2 separate regions of the Mus musculus genome follow, and region 1 is linked to region 2. Evidence: chromatin loops called from intact Hi-C (ENCODE). Cell type or tissue: gastrocnemius. All regions are shown on one strand. Links, peaks and the distances in the headings refer to the core of each region. The heading gives the core; the rest is flanking DNA.

What was found. Peaks named below come from ENCODE experiments on the same cell type or tissue, not always from the same donor. Only the 100,000 strongest peaks of a DNase experiment are listed, where the experiment ranks them.
Region 1: a loop joins it to region 2, with 2.1 times the contacts of the local background. A loop is called at or near these places in 4 of 42 quality-filtered maps.

Annotation. Positions count from the first base shown.
Region 1 is chr15:77,977,028-77,985,686 of GRCm38, reverse strand. No RefSeq gene overlaps it. Among named protein-coding and RNA genes, the nearest start is that of Eif3d, 11 kb to the right of the region's middle. In gastrocnemius, for the core only: a CTCF peak has its summit at 3,322 (motif pointing left); DNase peaks (open chromatin) are centred at 3,321, 3,646 and 4,450.
Region 2 is chr15:78,147,901-78,156,559 of GRCm38, reverse strand. It overlaps A730060N03Rik (a long non-coding RNA gene), which reads right to left. Exons shown (of 2, transcript XR_875456.2): 2 at 7,999-8,659. Among named protein-coding and RNA genes, the nearest start is that of Ift27, 22 kb to the left of the region's middle. In gastrocnemius, for the core only: no CTCF peak of the experiment used is centred there; a DNase peak (open chromatin) is centred at 4,096.

The DNA.
Region 1 (8,659 bases), core at 202-8,201, 170 kb after region 2:
ATCCCTTGCCTGCCTGGGACCCACATATTGTCCTACAGGCTGGCCTCTCTCCCACCTCAGCCAATTCCTGTGGCCGGCACTCTTTCACAGGCCAGCCCTTTAAATCCAATGGCTTCCGCTAATGAGTTAGTAGAGGCGACAGTCAGAGATGGCTGTGAAGGATGGTGAGGTCCCTGCCCACTGGCCCCTGCTCAGCACATGGCAAAGCCACGAATCTTAAGAATTCAAGACAAGCAAAATGAATTAGTTGAACTATACTGTGTTGAGTCTAATGAAACAATGCTGAATTGCAGGATGGATGGATAGATGGATAGATAGATAGATAGATAGATAGATAGATAGATAGATAGATAGATGAGTTGATGGATAGATAGGTGGATGGATGGATGGATGGATGGATGGATGGATGGATGGATGGATGGATAGGAAGATGGATGGATGGATGGATGGATGGATGGATGGATGGATGGATGGATGGATAGGAAGATGGATGGACGGATGGATGGATGGATAGGAAGATGGATGGATAGGTGACTTGATAGATAAGTGAGTTGATAGGTGGATGGGTGGGTGGATAGATAGGTGGGAGGATGGATAGATGGATGGATAGAGAAAACAAGGTGGACTGTGAGAGCAACAGATGGATACACAGATGTCTGGAAACAGATTTGGTGGCCACACTTGGTATGGAATTTGGTGACTGCAGGTACAGAGGCAAGACTGACTGGGGCATTTGGGAACCAGGGCTCATGGCTGGGAGAAGCAGGATCAGGTACTCAAGTTCCCGCTGGAGAAAGGTGGCAGAGGGCTTCCAAGTTGTGTGTGCAGTGGGAAGCTGAGAGAGGAGAGGAGTTAACAGCGGGATGTCTCCCCAGCCAGCTGTGCCCAGGGAGACACTGACAGATGACAGCGTGCCTTCGCCCTAATAGCACTGCGGCGTCCTCCTCCCGCTGCTCCAGTCAGCTCCAACCCCAGTGGATCAATACCAAGAGCCAGCGGATGCAGAAGGGAAGGACCTGGGGGATGAGCTTGTTGCCTGGAAATGGTGTTCCTTTGGACCAGAGCTGCTGTGCCATTTGCCTTGTGGTGCCATCATGGGTCCCAGCAAGGACCTCCTCTCCAAAAGTTTGCTGGATGAAGGAGCTGAGCTCCCGGACAGTGCAAAGACCCAGGCTGTCTCTACAGCATCTCAGTCCTAGGAGAAACTCGCATTGCACACACCCCCACACACCAGCAGTCAGAGCTGCTGGATTAAGTCACCATTTGGACTTAATTCCATGTCTTTTGTTTGTCCTTGGGCTTCTGTTTCCCAATCTCTTCACCTTCCCCTATTCCTAACCACACAATAACCGGGGCCTCACGTCTCTGTGATGATGCAGATAAGGGAACCCTCAGCCTCTGCGCTGCTATAATCCCCACGGACATCCCTTAAGGGGGGTCTCTGCGCCCCTCTTCTCATGGATGAGGAGCTAGGGCTCAGTGAGGTGGAATAATATGCTCAGCCTCACCCAGTGTCAGAGATGGCCTGAACTAGTGAGGGGACTGCAGGAGTATGCCATCACCCTCAGCTTGACCTGCTGTGGGGATGGCTTTTTGTGCATTAGGCCAGTACTCTACCCGCTGGGCTACAGCCCCAGGCCTCCTATGTCATCTTCTCAGCCTCAGATCTTTCCAGAAAGGATTCAACAGGTTACACCTCTAAGGGAAGCAAAGGAACTGGCACAAGGCCACTAGAGCATGGGGACTGCGTAGGTCAGGGTTCTTTCTCTGCAGCTGGCATCCTCCTCCTCCTCCTCCTCCTCCTCCTCCTCCTCCTCCTCCTCCTCCTCTGTCAGCAGATGGGTCTCCAAGCTAAAACACTCATGGATAAAAACCTGAGACTTACTGAAAACCAGACATCTATCTATCCATCATCTACCTATCTACCTATAAATTCATCTATCTATTATCTATCTAATCTCTATTCATCTATCTATCTATCTATCTATCTATCTATCTATCTATCTATCTATCTATCTATCTATTTCTCCTTTTCTCCTTCCTAACTCCACCAGAGCAAACTTTCAGAACTTTGGACAGCTTCCACCATCCAAGCCTCAGCTAGCCAATCTGCAAAGGGGAGGTGCGATCAGTACTGGCTTTCTGGCCCTCGGATGTCTGGTGGTCACACTTTGACTGCTCTTCCCTGGGCACATGCTTTCCCCTCTGCTGCCCCTAAGTACCTTTTTTTAACCTAGTGTCTTGTGAACTCGCCTAGCCCTTCCTCATGCAGCTTCCTCCTGCTCAAGGCACTTAGAGTAGCTTTTGAGCCGGGCAGTGGTGATGCATGTCTTTAATCCCAGCACTTGGAAGGCAGAGGCAGGCAGATTTCTGAGTTCAAGGCCAGCCTGGTCTACTGAGTGAGTTCCAGTTCTACACAGAGAAACCCTGTCTCAAAAAAAAAAAAAAAAAAAAAAAAAAAAGGAACAGCTTTTGAGCAGTTTGTCACCAAGCTGTACTCAGCTAACTTGCCCTTTATCCAGGAAGCTACAGGGCACTGGGCTGTGTTTATACCATTATATTCCTACTGTTTACCATGGAGCAGGCCCCTAAAGAATGCTAATTGCATGAATGAATGAATCATTCATTCATTAATTCCTGGTCACTCTACCACTAGCAGCCTTGGGGACCAGATTCTGGTGAGTCACCAATGCCCTATAAATGCCACGTGGAGAAGAGAATGACCCCCTCTTTGCAGTCAATTCCACCAGCTGTATCCCAGAGTCTGCTTCTCCCGGCCAGCACACCCAAAGAGCCTTCCAGGCCAGCCAAGGCAGCACTCACACGCTACACTGAAGCTCAGGAAGGCTGAGCACCTATCAGGGAGCCCGTATCTGCCCACCCCTACCACAAAGGTCCTCCAAAGCCTTTGACCATGAACTGGCCTAGGAGTGGGGCCAGACCTTGTCCTGTGTCCTGAGACATACATAGGAGAAGTGGAGAAGCAGTCTGCCAGGCGGATTCATTGGCTGAGCACCGTGTGCCCTCCACTCTGAGCTACCCTGTCTCCTCTGTGCCTCACTTTCCCCGTCAAAGAGCAATCACTGAAAAGAGCCTCATCTAACAGGCTTGGACTGCGTGGCAGATGGAACCAGCTAAGCAGGCGAGCTGACAACGCAGGAAGCCCTGTACCAATGCTAATGCTGTTGCTCATATTAAGATTATTTATATGTGTTAACACAGCAGTCATAAACGCCAGTGACTCACTTTTAAAGGGTATCCGATGCTCTGAATTACAGCCCTGGAGCTGGCTGTTTTCCTGAATTGAGCAGCAGCGCCATCCTGTGGCCACATTGTAGAATGCATGACCTTCTGATGGGCAGTCCTGAGGTACCCCGTGGAGGGGAAGCCAGTGACCCTGCAGAAAGCGCTGTTCATTCTCCATCTAAGACTTGAACGTGCCTTGTTGCTAGCACACGGTGTGACCTTGAGTGCCGTGACATTTAAATCTCGGGTTTTGTTGTTTTGGTTTTTTTTTTCTTTTTGAGACAGAGTCTATTGTAGCCCAAGTTGGACTACAGCTCATTTACATAATTATCATGAGCTTCTGATCGTCCTGCCTCCACTCCCACCACCCCCAAGTGCTGGAATTACAAATGGGCATCACTGCGCCTAGCCTCCCACTCTTACATCAAGCTCTACTGAAGGGGGACTTGATGGGAGTCTGACACACAGAAATGGATCACGCCTGTAGTCCTGACACCCAGGAGCCTGAGGCAGGAGGATGGATTCAAGTTCAAAGCTAGTGAGGGCTACGTGGTGAGATCCTATCTAGATACACAGACTGGAGAGTGGAGCATGGCTTCACTCCTCTTGTGCACAGCGTCTTGCTTCCCTCACATCCCCCAGTCCGGCCTTTGACCTTGACACCTTCTAAAAGAAGGGGGCCCTTGGTCTCTGCACCTACAGCTCTCCTCTCCTCACAGCCAAGCTCAGAGGATCAAACACACTTTCCAAGGTCCAAGCCTTAAAAAAAAAAAAAAAAAAAAAAAAAAAAAGGCCCTGTGTGCCCTAAGAGGGACCAGTCGGGCAAGTGTGGGGATGGGCCCTTTCAAGGCCTCTGTTAAACAGATGGCACCAAGTCTGCTGGAGAAGGTGGCTCTTTTCCAACTGTCATAGTGACCCTCAAATGTCTGTAGTGTCCACAGGCCACTTTGTCAGTGTTTGGCCCTTGTCCTGTCAAGCCATCAGACTCCCAAGTCCTGTTGGCACAGGAAGACACAGGTTCAAGGAGAGGAAATGGCTAATCAGAGGTCACACTGCCAGTGAGTAACGGGCACAAGCCTCGTGTCCAGGCCCCAGACCTTCCAACCTCTAAGAAACCCGGAGCCAGGGAGGCAGGGCCCTAGCTGCTCCAGTTCCAGCCTGCAGAAGGCTGGACAGCCACAAGCAAGCCATTGGCCTCAGCTCTCCGCACAGATGTCCCTGCCATCTCTGACTTTGTGTCCTTGGTCCCTCTCCTTGAGCCATAAAGAGGAGGGCATTGAGCCGTAGCTGCAGGTTTTGCAGAGCAGCAGCTGTGGCTCTTCTCCCTGGAGGAGCTTTTTCTGACCGCCCTGGCTGACTTACTGTCCCTCTCGTAGCACCCACGGCACAGCACTGCAATTTATCTGCCAATCCCCAGAGGACCTCGGGGAGAGCATACAGGAATATGAGAAAGTCAGGGACTGGAGTGATAGGGGGTGGTAGGGACTGCAGCACATTTGTAAGCCCCAGGCCAAGGGACAAGTCCTCTTCAGATATCAGGAATGACTGAGTAGTCTGGCCAGATTTTAAGGGAATCCCTACCAGGAGGTGGTGGTGCACACCTTTAATCCCAGATCTCAGAAAGCAGAGGAAGATGGATCTCTCAGAGACCAGGCCAACCTGGTCTCTGAGAATCTCTGGTCATAGTGAATTCTGGGACAGCCAGGGCTATCTCCAAAAACAAAGAGACAGAGAGACAGAGAGAGAATATACCAAAACCTGATTTATGTGTGAAATACAGAATTTAGATGTAAACTCAAAGTATACTTCATAGCTAGGAACATGGCTTAGCAGTAGAGCATTCGTCTGTCATGCACAAGATCCTGGGTTCAATCCCCGGTACCACAAGATAAACAAGTTTGTAAGATATAAAATGCATTTCACGAAGCACCTCTCAAGTCTCATATCCCTAGCATGAGCTACATCTCAGGGGCTTGAACTAAGTTGTTAGCTGTGGATGACCAGTGATTGCTTTTAGAATCTCTTTTCAAGATTGCGCCCTGGGCAAAGTTCTACCCAGGCTCCAGTCAACCCACTGACCTGGACTCGCTGTCTGAAGAAAAGTCACCATCCTCTGACAAGATGCTCACCCTCTCCCTGAGAGAGGAGCATTCCAATTTCTTGCGTTCTACAGACAAGGTTCTGAGGACCTTATAGTTTGCCCAAGGTCACGTGGTTACTGAAACCTGGGTCCAAACTCAGTCTGAGCCCCTCACACGTGTAAGAAGAAGATCCTCAAGTAAGGTCTTGCAGTCACTTGGCCTTCATGATTAGGCTCTGCACAAATCTGTCAGGAGAGTCGGAACCAGGTTACACACCACAGCAGAGATGAGTCTAGGCTTGTGCTGCTCAAAGCAGGACTAATGCCCAGCGAGGGGGCCTTCTTAACCCGACCCAACACAGCCAGATAAAGCCGACAATGGCTTGCCTTTGGCCTCAGGACCCCGAACCCTGCTTCCAACAGAGAAAAATGTGGGAGGCCTGGTTGTTGCTCATCCCACTGAGACAGTCCAGCTCTGTAAATGAGCTAGATGGTTCTGAAGGAAGTAGGGTTCTATTTTGTCCCCTGTCGTCAGGGCTGAGCATCCTGATATATCTTGGGCATAACAGAGAAGTGGATGGCTCAGCAGTTGGAGAGATGCCCAAAAGGCAGGAAGTGGGGAGGATGGCCCAACAGGTGCCTCTCTATTCTGAGCACGGTCCTGTGATGGGTGAGTGTACATCCAGCTGAAATAAAAAATAACTTTCAATACCCGTCACCGGCGTGGATGGCCAACAGCGTCCCTTTCTCCTGAGGACAAGGACTGCGCTCCAAGGCTTTGCACCCTTTTGCATTGGCAACTTTGACTGCTTTGCTGGGGCAATCCACCCACCCTGAGGCTGAGGCGGGCTGGTGAGCTGAAAGCTTCTCGCAGCCTCCCACGAAAAGAGTAAATGCTGCATGTTTCTGGGCTGTCTGCCTGGGCACTGTGTCCTCAGCCCTGAGTCTTCTGTAAGGACAGAGTAGGGACAGAGTTCTGAACTCAGAAGAGGGACAGGAAAAGTATCCTGAGGGAGACAGGGAAACAGAGTCTCTCCACTGAAGTCCTGGTGGCCTGATTTGCTTCAAAGATTTAAATTCATTTTTAATGTGTGTGTGGGTGTGTAGGAGTGTGTGTGTGTGTGTGTGTGTGTGTGTGTGTGTGTGTGTACACACGCGCGCCGCAGTATGCATGAAGAGGTTAGAGGACAACTTGAGAGGACTCAGTTCTCTCCTTCCACCATGTGGACTTGGGGAATCAAACTCAGGTCATCAGACTTGGCAGCAAGCCCCTTAACCTCCAGAGCCATAGTAGCCAGCCCTAGAGTTGTCAATTCTTTGGATGGCAGAACATTTTCCAGTGGGCTGACCTCATTGCCGATGAACTCTCGGTGAGTCCTGAGAAGAACTCCATAAGTCTTGGGTCTTTTCTTCAGCAAAAAAAAAAAAAAAAATATATATATATATATATATATATAAACATTCACACTGTGTGGGATTTGACATAGATTCTACCTACTATCCACTTTACCCCAGGGGCATAGTCTAATGCTTGCCCAGTCTTGCGAAGAAGTCCTAGCTTCAGAGTTTGGGGACTTTGATGCCGCAAAGGAGTAACACCTCAGTTCTAGTGGCCTGGGCTCAATTTCTAAATCACCGTGACTAGCTGTCCTTGAGCAAGGCCCTCCTCTTAGAGCTTTGGTTTTCTCATCGATTGAAAAACCTACCCCGCAGCCTTAAGAAGAGCAGAGGAGATGTAGGTTGGCTCTCTAGAAGTAGGGCTGCCCACATCAGCAGTCCCAAGACACATCGGTGAGTCTGCTGTAGAACCTGGGGCCTGTCTGCTTAGGAGGCCGAGCCTCTCAATTAAGCGAATAAGGCTGGCACATAAATACAAGATCTGTCAGTAATGAAGAAAAAATATCTAGCCACAGGGCAGCTGAGACACTTTGTCACCCTGACTAGTCCAAATACCATGACACCTAAAGAGCTAGGAGATTCCCCAGGCTCATAGGGCTGATTGGCAGGAGAGATCAAATTGAGTAGTAGCTTTAGCCCAGGAAGTGTTTGTCTATAGACCAGCATGTGCATGTCCCCCCCGCCCCCGCCCCACTTCAGAAGCACAGCCTTCCCAGGAAACAGTGATGCTAGAGCCATCGGAGCTCATGTCCTAGACAATGGCAGATGGCTCCATGGCTGTCCTGATACTGAGGGGACACCTTCTTTCACAGTGGGTTGCTTTTCTCATTTGAGGCAGCTTGCACACTGCGTCCACAACCTGAAAGCCAGAGAGAGATGAATGGTGACATTCCACTCACTTCTTTTTATTGACACCAGGCCTCCAGCCTAAGGGGGGGGGGTGGGAATGCATCTTTACAGTGTGTCCTCCTAATAAGTCCACGACAGACACACCCAAAACACCCTGAGGCTCTAGATCCTGTCAGCTAGCATCAGTACTAATCACAACACGTGCTTTCTCTAAAGGCGATACAAGCTAAGAGGCCAAGGCTCCCTGGATGTGCTCTGGCCCCAGTCCAGCCTCCTCCCTGGGAGGAACTCCTGATAAGCTACTGTGTCCCAAACCACTCAGTCATGCATTTGCAGACAACCAAACTGATGATTCTTAGGAAAAGCCATATTATATAACCCCAAGCAACACCTCCTGCTCCACCTGCCCTCCAGAGCCTTGTACCTTACACAACATGACACCTTATTCTCTTTTCCTATGATAAAATAATCTAGCAAAAGTAACTCCAGGAAGAAAGGACTTACTTTAGCTCACAGTCTCAGGTTACAGTCCATCATGGCGGAGGAAGTCAAGGTCTCATGGGTTTGAAAGGACTGGACACGGCGCATCTATGATCAGAAGAGACCAGGGAATGCGTCCATGCTGATTGTGATGGTTTGTATATCCTTGGACCAGGGAGTGGCATCATCTGGAGGTGTGGCCTTGATGGAATAGGTGTGACCTGGTTGGAATGGGTGTGTCACTGTGGGTGTGGGTATAAGATCCTCACCCTAGTTGCCTGGAAGTCAGTCTTCCACTAGCAGCCTTTGGATGAAGACATAGAACTCTCAGCTCCTCCTGTACCATGCCTGCCTGGAAACTGCCATGCTCCCACCTTGATGATAATGGACTGAACCTCTGAACCTGTAAGCCAGCCCCAATTAAATGTTGTTTTTTATAAGACTTGCCTTGGTCATGGTGTCTGTTCACAGCAGTAAAACCCTAACTAAGACACTGATGTTCAGTGCTCTCTCTATTTTATACAGTGCAGTATACTCGGGGTACAGTCTCCTTAGTAAGCTGGGCCTTTCCACAGCTGTTAGTATAATCACGATGATCCACCACAG
Region 2 (8,659 bases), core at 125-8,124:
TTCCAGTGAGTGATGCCCACGCTCAGAGCTTGTATTCCAGTGTGATGGGAGAGGGGTTGGATCACGGAGGTTAATAGTGCCTGTGTCAGGGGCCAGGAGAGCAAGGGAGAACAGAGGCCATGCAGAGTCGAGATGAGTTGTAATATGAACTGGGGAGGTCGTTAGAAGACCTCACCGTGAAGATACTATTGAACTGGATTTGAAAATGGACAGAGCCACTGGTATCCTTGAGACATATAGCTCCTTTGCAACCCTTACAGACGGAGCCTTCCTCTGCAGCAGTCAGGACAGGGATTCAGCCCGGTGAGCAAGAGCCTTGCACATGGATACAGCATTTACCTTACCCTTGTCAACAGTCTGTATCGAATAATGAGCCAACAGTGGGCTTCTAATCTCTGAGGGATACATGGAGTATCCAGCCAGAATCTCTCAAGACAAGCCCAGGAACACAATAGCCAGGGACAGGTGAGAGGTCCTCCACTGTCCTCTCATGGTCTGAGACTCTGTGAAGCTGGCCAGCAATGATGCCTTTTGTTATTGTCGAGACAAGGTCTCACGTAGCCCATGCTGGCCTCAAACTGGTTATGTAGCCAAGGATGGCTCTGGAACTTCTGATCCTTCTGTCTCGGCCTCCAGTGCGCTAGGATTACAGGTGGATGCTAACGTATCCAATTTTTTTAGGTTCTAAAAATTATTTTAGGATCAAGCCCAAAGGAATCAGGCTAGAGATCAAGCTGGAGTGTTAGGTGAGCACTCAACCAACTGTGCTAAATTCCAAGCCTTTGGCTACTTCTTTTCCTCCCACAGAAGACCGCTGGGGAGGCCACACCAGTGGGGTCATGTCTTGGATCCTGTGTTTGAAAGAATAAAACTGTTTCCCTGTATAAACACCCTTGGTGCCCATCGCCCAATGTCTCAGTATGACTCAGACTGGGGAAACAGCCTGTGGTTTGGGTGAGTGCCCTGGGTTACGTGGCCTTCTGCAAGGAGGTAAGCGCCTGCTGGCCCCACTGTGGGCATCGGCACAGGGTGAACTGTCCATCGGAAGGGCAGGGGCACAGAGTTCTTATCCAAAACAGAAAAGTTGATTTGTTCCAGAGGGAAGGTCCCAACAGAAATGGCTCACCTGGAACCAAACAGCCTGGGAGAGTAGACAGAAGTGCTCAGAGGCGAGGTGGGAGGTAATACTGTCAGGCCTGGGAGGAGAGCTGACAGGTGGAGTTGGACAAAGCTCACTGTCTCCTGCATTATCAGAGCGGAGGGAGTGCGGGTCAGTCCTACGTGGAGCTGCTACCCTCGTCTGCACACATCCTTTTCCTTTGGAACACCGATTGATTTTTTTTTAAAGCATGTTACCCTCTATTTACTTTAGAGACAGAGAAAACAGAGGAGAGTGACTTCTCCGGATTGTAAGTCGTTAGCGACGGAGGTGGGATTAAGCGCTCTGCCCGCCGCCCTCGGTGGATTTCGTGATATTTATGTATAATGCCGCTCCTTCCCTCTGCCACCCTGCAGGTAAACAGTGCTGATAAATATGAGGGCGACGGTGGCAGAGAGCTCGCTTCCATCCTGAAAGGCGACAGCCGTGTGGAGGCTCATTAGGAGGAAATATTGAACGGGCAGTTTTCGCCTCTCGCCTGTGATTGGAGTGCAGAACTGGTTCTCAGCAAAGCCATTACTTAAGTGGCTGCGGGGGGTGGTGGGTGGTGGTGGTGGTGGTGAGATTGGAGTGGAACTTGGGGCAGGAGACCAGGAGAACTCTGGCTGTGGAGGTCTTTCCTCCTTGTAAAAGTTGCTGAGGATTGATTTCAAACAAACAAACAAACAAACATTTTCTTCTCCTCTAGAGGGGTTAGCATCCTATCTGTGTGTCCTTAGACAAGGTATTCACCCTCTTTGATCCTTAAGTTCTCCATCTATCACGTGAGGGTATCACCAACTTTTACCAGTGTTTTTTAATGATTCAGATATATACAGCCTCCATCTAGAAGGGACACTCTTATAGGAAATGATGCTCGCATTTTCAATGATAATTATTGCTTGTTTATCAGCACAAATGTACATGTAACTACAAAGAGAGAGGGAGGGGGAAGGGGAAGAGGGAAGGGGAGCGGGAGAAAGAAGCCGGCTTGGTGGTATACATCTGTAATCCCAGCATTCAGGAGGCTGAGGCAGGAGGATTGCTGTAAGTTTGAAGCCAACATGAGCTACATAGTGAAGACTAGGCCACAGGGAGACCCTGTCAGAGATAAGCAGAGAGACAGCACCACTTGAGATATAGATGAGAAAGTGGAAGGTACTCAAACCACTCAGGGACAGATATCCACACTGGGCAGGGGTGTATGGCCCAAATCTTTGCCCTTCTGTATGTAAAATATATACATATTTCAAAACCAAAAACCTGTATCACTGCTATGTGTGCTAATGGGAAGTTGGCTCTTTTTACTTTGACAGTGTCTTTCATTTGTTTTCTTCTCTGTGTAGCCCAGGCTGGCCTTGGATTCAAGGTCCTCTTGCCTCATCCTCTCCAATGCCAGCGCTGCAGGCCTGTGCCGCCATAGCCTTCCTGGTTGTTGAGGATCTTGTAGACATGATTTCAGATGGGAAATAGAGGCTGGAGAGATGGCTCCGTTGGCAGAGTGCTTACAAGCTGATTCGGATCCCTAGCTCCCATGTAAAAAGCCAGGAGCGACTGCGCACCCAGCACTGGAGCGATATAGAGCAGCTGAGACAGATGGGTCCCTGAAGCCCATTGAACCTGGATTCACTGGCCAATCAATGAGCAAGAGACCCAGAGACACAGAGTTCATTCGTGCTGCACAACAGAGTTGAGCAGATGCTCCCAGTCCTCGCCCGCAGCCTGCAGCTCTGGCCTACCATGCTCCTCTTGGGTTATTGTTCTAAGGTTCCAGCGGAATACCAGCCCTGACATCACACCTCTCTGCACCATGGTCATTAGAATCGCTAATGAAGTCAGCCAGGATTCCTTGAGAGCATGTGTCCAAAGTCCACATTCCCTGTGAGGCTCAAGGTTCCCTTCCGGCTCATTTGCTCCTTACTTGACCTTTTCTGTTAATCTTCCATTGATGTCACAAGATTGTGATGCCATTAGATTTTACAAAGCATCCAGGCAATGTCCCTCTGCATATAGCAGACCCTTGTCCAGTGACGTCTACAGGATGGATTCCTAGAAGGGGACTTTCCAGGCCAAAGCCTGTGTACCCTTTCAGCTTTAATAGCTGTCCTCCAGGGGACTATGCTAATTCACACTCCCAGCATCAGGGAGCAGCACCCTGGACAGCGTGCACTTGTTAATGACAAGAAATTGAGAGGAAGGAAGGAACATGCAGAGAAAGAAAGAGAAGGAAGAGGGGCCTGGGCTGAGTGGCCCAGGGGAGGCCCCAGATACAAGGCAGCTTGCCTAAGCAGCGGGATGTAGAGAGAGCCCCCGAGGCACAGCTCACTGGCAACCATGGCGGATTAAATCCTAAAGCAGAGATTTGGAAGGAACTAAGAACAGAGCCTGACTGGAGGAGACTCTTGATCCGTTCCAAACAGCTGCTTCTCCAGAAGAACTGAGAGCCACCTGCCCCAGGTGCCATGGCAGAAGCCCTAACTGCCACGGCCTGGCACTGGATGCTGCCCAGCTCCCTCGCACTGCCCCACCACCGAGAGGATGGATCTGAGAGCTACAGGAGTTACCGCAAACAGCCTCAGAGCCCAGGCCAGCTCGCTCTTGTCTGAGACACAGCTAAGGGCAGGGAAAAGAGGGGTACAAGGGATAGACCTGCCCTTCTCCCCAGTGCCTCTCTTCCTGCCTGCCTGACATTTCTGTCAAGCCTTCCTCCCAGTCTTCCTCTTTTTCCTTCTTCCTTCCTCCTGCCCCCTTCCTCCTTTCTATAGCCTTCAAAATTAAACTCTATTTCAAGTGTGAGGGAAGGTAGGTTTGAGGCCTACCTGGCTCTGCACTGAGGAAATGGAGAGCTGGTGGCTTCTGTCACTGCAGACTGGGCTAGGCTGGCTGTCTTCTGTGGGAGAGAGGTATGTGCCAAGATAGTCTGGTAGCCTCGGTCTCATCCCAGGCTGTGTAGGCATATTTATGTGTTGAGTCTGAACACCCGGACAAAACCCCATGTAAGGTTAAAGCCAAGCATTGCTGCAGTGGGCAGAGTCACACCCACAGTGGCAGCATCCGCTAAGCATATGGCACCAAGTCTAGAGCACCTGCTGGTGCAGTCAGGTCACAAAGACCTGTGTTCAATTCCCTGAATTGGAGAACAGAGAAAAAAGGAGAGAGAGAGAGATGGGGGGGGCTGGGAAGGGGGAGCCAAGCATGGTGGCATGCCCTTGTAATCCTAGCACATGAGAGGCTGAGACAGGCAGATCCGAGGGGCTGGCTGAGCAGCCAACCCAGCAACGTCAGTAAGAAGCTACCTCAATAAACCATCACCCTCAGGAAGCTGAGCCTGGAGAACTTCTAGCTGGCACACAGCAGCACATGGGTGCACCTCTATCCACACACGCTCAAAACCGCAGCGGGTGGAGTCCTGGGTCTTGCACACACTCCACTAAGCAAGCATTTTACACTTGAGCTGCACCCCTTATGCTGCAACGCACGCTAAGAAGCTTGAATAAAAGCCAGCAGAGTCCAGGTCATGGGAGCCTCTTGCTGGTACAAAAGGAAGATCCCAAACCTAGTGCAGTGTCTCCTATATATCCCAGCATATGGGACGCTGATTATGGGTTCTAGGCTAGCTTGGGCTACCTAGTGAGACCCTGTTTCAAAAATTAAAAGTGTTAAGCAGAGGCCAAGTTTCACAAACAAGGATCTAGTTATACAAAAGTAGATGGAAAATTCACACCCCAGATCTCTGTTTTAAACAGCAGCCTTTTGAAGTTAGGGAGAAGAGATCAGGACTGAGACACAGGACAGACACCTGCCGGTCTCCTCGCATCTGCTCCTTGGATGTTTTTGCACTCAACTTTGCAGGATTGAAACATGTGCCTGGCAGATAACAGGGCCTCCACTGGGTTCCCTCCGACTCAGACCCCTTATCCTCAGACATCCTGACAGTTACCCTGCTTGGTTCAGTAGCTGGGACGGGAGAGAGAAGTAGCCTAAAGTCCCAGCATCTTCCCAGCCTTCTCTGAATGTGTCTCATTTAGACTACACACACACACACACACACACACACACACACACACACACACACACACACACCTTCCAGGAGGCTAAGAGGATGCTCCCAGTTACAGTGGAGGCCCATAGCACTGCTGGGCATCTCTAACTTTCAGGAGAGCCTTCCTATCTGGGAAGAGGTTGGGTCCTTCCTGACGTTCATTACCGTGTTCTTGCTCCAATAAGGAGGGATGGCCAGTTCCCCAAGGTATATGAAATCCTGGCCCAGGCTCAGATTCTGCTGTCTATCCTTGTCTGCTAGTGGCCTCTGCTCAGATAAACTTCACCAAAGGGACCTGGTGTTAATTCCTGCCCTGGAGAACCCAAGATCACCTACTTCACCATACAGTGGTCCCTAAAGAATGCCAATCACTTAATGTGATTGCTTTTATTCTCTTCCTCTGAGGTCCCCACCCTTTACTCGGAGCAAGGAGGCCCAGGGGCATGCAAATGATCTAAAGGGGAAGGGAACCCCACAGTTTCAGGAGACTAGAGAATGACCAGGCTGGAGCTTGGAGTCTTGAGTTTAGCCAGCTCCTACCAGTATTGACCAGGTTGGCCAATCTCCCTCTGAGTACGTAGAATTCAAAGGCCTTTGATTCTTCATGCACATAGGCAGGCAAGCAGAGTCGGATAAACAGCCCAGCCCTTGGGTCTGTCTATATAGGCTTCCAGGCACACAAGACAAACCTGGACCCTTGTCCTGATCTGTGGCATAGATTCTGGCATTACAGAGACAATAAACAGTTAACAAATATATAAAACCAAGGGGCAGAAACTCCTAGAAAGAACGGGATTGATCTTTAAAAAGACCCCAGATCTCTTGTTTGGGTTCTTTTGAGACATCCCCATTGCGGAGGAAGCAGCTAGTGTCTTTCCGTGGAGAGGTGCAGGAGAAGGTTTTGATGGGGTCAGACAGGGAAGAAAGCATTCAAAGGTCTTGAGGAAAAGAGGAATCTTGGTCTTAGGAGAAGCCAGTGTCGCTGGTGAGCAGGGAAATGGAAGAGGCTGGGGAAGCCTCATCTGCAGTGCTGGCTTTTGCAGAAGTACAGTGGGAACCACTGCGGAGTTGGGGTTGGAGTAGAGTGGGGTTCTCTAGCTGCAGCTGGGGGGGGGGATGGGGAGTGCTGCTTTGTAGCCCTGCCCACATCTTGCAGCAAATACTTGCATTTTCCTGTGGCTTCCACCCATTTCCCAGACATCCACTGGGACTCTCGCCTTTAAGATCAGCAGTCACTTCATCTTCAGAGCGGCCAGCCACCTGACCATCCTCCCAGCCTGCAGTCTGCTGCGGCTGTGCAGGGCTCCAGAGTTGGCATCCCCCACACTGGGTTCCAGGGCTGGACCACACCATGCCTGGCCAGGCCTTACAGTCTAGCCAGTTGAATTCATCTAGGACAGCAGGCAAAGGCAGTGGAGCCCAGTGGAGGCAGAGGAGAAGGTGGAACCAGCAGACCCTCCTGACCCCATTCACTTGCAAGACCATCTTCTCAGGTGGCACGGGCAACACAGGGCACTGAGGCAGAAACAGTAGCACCTGGCCAGCCCAACCGGCTGCCTCTAGGGCAGATGACTGCCCGCTGAAGCTGCTGACCCTGGCCAGGCTGCAGGGATGCCAGCTTCTGGCACAGACTCTCCCCAACAGAGGCTAGACTCGGGGAGAGGGAGAGAGGCCTTAGGGAAACAGGTGTGAAATGGATGTTAAGAGGATCAGGTGTGTGTCCTCGTAGAGGGAAGTCTCTGGGGATGGAGCCGTGCAGAGAACCTTGAATTAAGTGGCCCCTGCCTTGATGACCCCTTAAATGATCACCAAAGGCTTCTTAATTGGTCATAGTACCCTTTCCCTACAGTTCAGATGACAGCTGATCTACTTAAAACCTTTCAAAGCCTCAGGTGCCCCTGCCTTGATAGCCTAAAGCCCCAACTCTGACCTTATTCTGGCTTATCTACCCACCTCCCCACACACATGCACACACACACACACACACACACACACACACACACACACACACACACTCACACACATACACACATACACACATGCACACAAATATGCACTGTTTTAGTTTCAAAGAATATTTGCTGTCATTTTCTTTAATATATTGTGTTAATTTCTTCATGTCTCAGTTTTCCTGTCTAGTTAATATACACGCAGCATTGTCTTATTTTTGGCTTCTTCTAGAGACATCTCCCAAATAGATGGTCAGGGGCAGAATTTGTTCTGGGAGATGATCTCAACGGCTGTGTGGAGGTGTGAAACGAGCAACCAGTAAGTCCCAGCCTCCACTGCCGGCAGCAGGGCCATCATCACTAGAACACCCAGAGTGGGGTGCCAAGGGGAAAGGGATCTGTAGAATGTGTGACCCAGCTCTGACTGTCTGTGGTAAGAGGTCTGAGGAAGCATGAGCCCCACCACCCAGCACTCCAGCCTGGGCCTTGCGGGTGGGTGGAATAGAACCCTTGCACAGAGCAGAGAGAAACGGTTGGGAAAGGCTGTGTGGAGACCCTAGGCTATGCATCAGATTGACCTCCTCCCTCATCCACCTGAGAAGGACTACATTTCCCAACATCCTTGCAGTTTGTTTAGTGTCATGTGATCAGCTGTGGCCCGTGGGCTACGAGAGGAAGTGAGGAACTGCACATCCTGTCCGACCCAGATGCCCCTCCCCCAAGTCTTCCACACTTTTCCCTGACCGAGAAAGCAAAGGTCAGCAAATGTTTTCTTTATGCTTTCTGAGGCATACAAATGTCTCTGTCACAGCCAGACATTTGGCTGTGCTATGCTAAAGCCGTCTTCTACAAAATGTTACTGAACAGCATGACTGTGTCTCAATAAAACTTTATTTACAAAAGAAACCCATCACAAGTTCAAACCTCCCTCCTAGAAGCTGGGTAGGAGGTCCTGGGGACCACACAGCTTCTTCGAGGGACACCAGCCTCACTATAGCCAGCTTCCTCTCTGTTGTGCTCAGAGTGAGAGAACCCTGTGGTCAGACCCCCCTGAGCAGGGCTTGTAACGGATACGGAAGACTTCCCAATAGAGGTGGCATTCATGTTGGACCGTAACAAAAGCAGCACTGGGCAAGTGGGCAAGATGAGGGAGGGTATTTGGAGGGAAGATAGAACTGTGTGCCCCTGCTGGCAGGAGAGTGGTGTGTAGTGTTTGCATCGAATTAGGAGCATAGAAAGTAGTCACCAGGAAGTGGTCACCAGGAAGTAGAAGCTAGGACCTAAGTGTTGAGTGACAGAGCGAAGCAGAACGAAGGGCAGGGACAGATTGTCAACTGGTGCTCTGCTCTCCGTTTCTGTACCTCTAGCCAGGGTCAGCCCCGTGCTTGCCATGCTCCTTGCTGTCCTTCCTGCTTAAATCCCACCTGTCTCTGGGGACTGAACAAAACTACTTGTCCCACACAATGCCGGGGCAACAGGGTGTCAGCCAGAGCATAAGCTTTGAGGTAATAGTCCTGAGTTCGAATCCTG